Regions from separate parts of the Homo sapiens genome. Here region 2 is linked to region 1. A link is a loop called in an ENCODE intact Hi-C map of the cell type or tissue named here. Cell type or tissue: PC-3. All regions are shown on one strand.

Region 1 (2,500 bases):
TATGAGTTTATTTAATTCACCTAAAGAGAAGCACTCTGAGATTTGAAAGAGTTCCTATCTGCTGACTCTTTCGGTACTAACCTCTTGACTCTAATTCCTACTCTGGGTTTTAGTTTCCTCCCATCTGAAAATGAAGGATAAGAAGATTCAACACTGTGTACTCCACAAATGGGATTAGGAATTCATGCTTTTGGGCTCCTAATCTCATTCTGTGTGTTCCTGAAATAATATAGCACAGAATTTGTCTTTAGATCTCAGGAGTGTTAACATAAAACAACTTTAAAAATGCAACATATAGGTATAACCCACTTCAATTAACTTCAGCATTACAGTAATGAGTGATTACAAAGATGATTGAGGGGGCAAAACGTACTTTCTAGCTGGGCAAACATTGATTTAGGGTCTTCTGAAAACAAGGTCAGAGATAAAACAACAAGAAAGAGGCTCATTGTTCACAATCTGTTACAGAAAGATCTTTGCCTTACAAAACAGTGATCAAAAGTTTTTTTTATTATTGATGAGGTCTGCTTGTGCATGAGAAGCATGAATTAATTTACATAGGCTTGTTTTGTATCTTGCTTTCTAGAGACTTACCTGTGATGAGAAAACAGCTGTAGTTGTAGTTGACACAAATGTATTTTAAAGATAGATTGTGATGTTACTAGAGGTATATATATCATTACTGACTTTTTTTTTCTTTTTTTTTGAGACAGAATCTTGCTCTGTCGCCCAGGCTGGAGTGCAATGGCGCAATCTCAGCTCACTGCAACTTCCACCTACTGGGTTCAAGAGATTCTCATGCCTCAGCCTCCCAAGTAGCTGAGACTACACGCATGTGCCACCACTCCCAGTTAATTTTTTGTATTTTAGTAGACACGGGGCTGCACCATGTTACCCATGCTGCCCTTGAACTCCTGACCTCAGGAGATCCACCCACCTCAGCCTCCCAGTTGCTGAATTTCTTTTTTAAGATGGGTTTAAAAATTCTTGTTTTCTTTATGCAAAGCCATAAAACAGTGACTCTTCACACAGCTGGAATTAAAAGAAAATATCACCTGACTGCTAATGTATATGAATCTTTTGATCAATAATAAATTTTAGAGGAGAATTTGTGCCTTTCCCTAATGGTGGTCAGTGTGATTTTAGTACACTTAGGTATATGTTTAGGTTATTCAACCAGTGCAGTTCACTTGTTCCATATTTTGCCCTCTGCCACTCGTCTCTGCTGAGACCAAAGAAGTCAGCCAGCAGAGGGAGCATGAGTTAATTAACAGATTTGCTCTTCAGGACTGAATTCTCTCCTCTCCTCTATGCATAGAACATTCTCCTAACGCACACCTTCACAGTTACAAGACAGCTAAGCCACTGTCCCGCTCATTTGTGCTCTGCTAATAAAAATATGAATCCAGGCCAGGCATAGTGGCTCACGCCTGTAATCCCAGCACTTTGAGAGGCCCAGGCGGGTGGATTGCCTGAGGTCAGGAGTTCAAGACCAGCCTGACCAATATGATGAAACCCTGTCTCTACTAAAAATACAAAAATTAGCTGGGCTTGGTGGCGTGTGCCTGTAGTCCCAGCTACTCGGGAGGCTGAGGCAGTAGAATTGCTTGAACCCAGGAGGTGGAGGTTGCAGTGAGCTGAGATTGCACCATTGCACTCCACCCTGGGGGACAGAGTGGCACTCCATCTCAAAAAAAAAAAAAAAAAGAAAAAAAAATAAATATATATATGTCCATTTGGGAAAAAATAGACAAAATATAATTACTTAAACATTTTTTTCCTTTGTTCCATTAAATAAAAAAGATCAAGGTGTTGATTTTAAAGTCAGAAAAGTTCAAGCCATATCAAAAATACCTTATTCCATTTTCTTACATGAAATTCATGTTTCCATTTAAAAAATTCAAAGCTTGTTAATTTTCTCCTTTTGACCTTCCAGTAAGGCTAATTGTGTGACCTATGGTGGAGAAGTTAAAATATATCATCAAAAACCCATGATTTTTATACAATGTTATCTTAGAAGTCCTATTTATGTCACTGTTTAAACCAAACCTAATATTTAGTCTTTAACAAGAGATTTAACATTTCATCAATTTCTTTCAGGTCTCCATTCTTTTGCTGACATTAATGCTCGTTTTTGCAAGCTTTGGAGTTCAGCTTTTTGCTGGAAAACTGGCCAAGTGCAATGATCCCAACATTATTAGAAGGGTAAGATGTATCTTTCTGTCTTTTGAAATAAAAATTAAGGGCCAAGTGTGGTGGCATGTGCCTACAATCCTAGCACTTTGGAATGCCAAGGAGGGAAGATTACTTGAAACTGGAGGTCAAGGTTGCAGTGAGCTATGATCTCACCACTGTACTCCAACCTGGGCAACAGAGCGAGAGCCCTGTCCCTAAAAAGAAAACAAAATAATAATAAGGTGTTTACACTCCCTTGGCAAGCATGTGGTACCAGTGGCTGACAAGCCTAGTTTAAGAACTCCCTATAAAACCCTAAGAATTC
Region 2 (2,500 bases), 75 kb after region 1:
AACTGCCTACCTGCCCCTCTTTCCACATGCCTTTTCCCTCTAAGGAAATGTATAAATACTAAATCTCCCAAAAACCTCTTTGGAAAAACAACCCCAGATGTATTTGTGGCTCATGTTTTTTCCAGACGCACCCTAAGTAGTTTAATAAACCTTGATGATTGACGCTACACCTCAGTCACTCATTCCAGTTGTCACTGAATTCTGGTTCCATTCCTCCCTTTAATTCCCTCTTTGAGGATCACAGACAACTGTTCTCTGATTAAGGTAAGACACCAGAGTACACAAAATAATGAACTTTCCTGGAGCACCTTTGGGATTGTTCTTCATTTCTCGCCAAAGAGCTTTCTTCCAGAGATTCTGGCAGGATGCAAGGTTGCAAGAACACAGAGAGCAGCCATGGGAACCAAGCCTGCAATAAGCAAGGCCTGGAGTGGGGGCCACAATGCAACCCTGACCGCTGGCAGGGATGGCTATCAGGCCCTGTGGGTAACCATAGCTGGGTGGCTGGCTGGATGAGTGACAGGAAGCCACCTCTGATCTTTACCCTGTGCCCTGTGTCAGATAAAACAAATCCCAAGTTAAGTAAGGAAGAGCTTTCTTAGAAAAGACTATTGCAATATTTGATGAAAGTTTAGCATTTGGGGCCAGGCACAAGTTAAGTAAGGAAGAGCTTTCTTAGAAAAGACTATTGCAATATCTTGATGAAAGTTTAGCATTTCGGGCCAGGCACTGTGGCTCACACTTGTAATCCCAGCACTGTGGGAGGCTGAGGCAGCAGATCACCTCAGGTCAGGAGTTTGTAACAAGCCTGGCCAACATGATGAAACCCTGTCTCTACTAAACAAACAAAATTAGCCGGGTGTGGTGGCACATGCCTGTAATCCCAGCTATTCTAGAGGCTGAGGCAGGAGAATTGCTTGAACCCGGGAGGCAGAGGTTGCACTGAGCCCAGATGGCACCACTGCACTCACTCCAGCCTGGGTGACAAGAGTGAAACTCCATCTGGGTGGGGTGGGATGGGAAAAAAAAAAAAAAGAAAGAAAGTTTGGCATTTCGAACTTTTAAACAGGTCAAGTTAGCAAGTACCTTGTCTAGATTAGTCAGTAGATACAAACAGTTCAACTGATTACATATAAGGCAAAGAATGGGAGTTTGGAGGATCTGGCACTGTGTCTGGTTCTGTCATAGGTAAACAAGGAGGTCACCTGTGAGGGTTTTGTAAGTTTTTATAGGGAAGGGCCAGTCGTTGTGGCCGGCCATTTCCTGGAACGCAGAAAAGTTTCCTGACCATGGCTTAGGTAAAGCTGAACGTTGTCAGACCTCCCAGAAGTGGATTCATCTCTCAGGACTTCCTTTTCTCTTCTGTAAAAGGAGATTAGTAATAATTGCTTGCTTTACGCACCTCATGTTGAGATTATGAGGATCAAATGAGATCCTGTTTGTGAAAGTATTTTACAGCCTGTAAGGCATCCTATTAATAATGTCAGCTGTTGTTATTATCTGTGATAGTGGCTATTCAGCTCTCTTGTTCACAACGGGTGAAGGGGTGAACAGGTTCCAGAGGTCACCCTGGCTGACATTATGGTCTTAAAATCTCCAGACTTCCTGGCCGGAGGCCATGAGTTAGCTGTGGCAGCGGTGGGGCCTCCTCGTGGCTCCTCAGTAAACCTTGAGATGAGGCGTGACTTCCCCTCAGAGCCCATTTCCCGGTCTGCAAAATCCAGCTAAAGAGGTTGCCCTGGGTGTGTAATGGAGCCACAACAAAGTATTTTGTCAGCCCAAGGAGCTACTCAGCTGCTTACGCAGAGGCGCAGGACCTCACAGAAGGCATCTTCCACACACGGAGACAGACAAAACAAGCACCTGCGACGGGCTTTACATCCTCAGAGGGCTGAGCTCCTAAATGACTTTTCTTTCAAAGGGCTGCACGGCTCAAGTCAGAGATTCAGACCACTGTTGTTCAGAGGTAGGAGACCGGGAGCACCTTGCAGCGGGTGTGGCATTGGCGTGGCCGCAGGAGAAGTGTGAATAATGCTTTGGTCAGCAAACCAAATAAAGATGCCTGGGGAGAAAAGCTTTTTCAGAAACCCAGGGAAGAAAATCAATATTCCTGGAAAGGAGAGAGGGGGAAATCTATAGAAAGGGAAAGGAGTGGTATGTAATGCAATTCGAAGATTTTCTTTTTCTACCCTCAAGCAATTGACTCAATAGAGAGCAAAACCTGAAACCCTCTGATTAGAAAGGTGAAGGTTTCACTAGAAGAACCAGCTGGCTCTCATATTGACTGGCCAGTGGTTGACTGGGTCACTGCTGGTGTCTGGGCCTGTTTTTCTTTTTTTGTTGTTGTTTTTTGTTTGTTTGTTTTGTTTTTGTTTTCTGATTTATAAGAGTAGAGCTGATATGAATCTTCCAAAAATCAGACATTGAGTTCAGATTTGAAAAGAATGCTATGTCAGTTTTTAAGTTATTCTCTCTGCTATAAATAAAATCCAAATAAATA

What was found. A loop is a pair of places that touch in the nucleus more often than their neighbours do. Peaks named below come from ENCODE experiments on the same cell type or tissue, not always from the same donor. Only the 100,000 strongest peaks of a DNase experiment are listed, where the experiment ranks them.
Region 2: it touches region 1 in a loop (2.9-fold over the local background); 3 of 110 quality-filtered maps call a loop at or near these places.

What each region holds. Positions count from the first base shown.
Region 1 is chr13:101,100,489-101,102,988 of GRCh38, reverse strand. NALCN (sodium leak channel, non-selective) reads left to right here. Exons shown (of 44, transcript NM_052867.4): 27 at 2,101-2,205. Among named protein-coding and RNA genes, the nearest start is that of LINC00411, 160 kb to the right of the region's middle. In PC-3, a CTCF peak has its summit at 1,241 (motif pointing right); a DNase peak (open chromatin) is centred at 1,248.
Region 2 is chr13:101,025,246-101,027,745 of GRCh38, reverse strand. The region is part of intron 4 of NALCN-AS1 (NALCN antisense RNA 1); the gene reads right to left. Among named protein-coding and RNA genes, the nearest start is that of LINC00411, 82 kb to the right of the region's middle. In PC-3, no CTCF peak of the experiment used is centred here; DNase peaks (open chromatin) are centred at 1,215, 1,625 and 2,055; H3K4me3 peaks cover 1,848 bases; H3K27ac peaks cover 2,442 bases.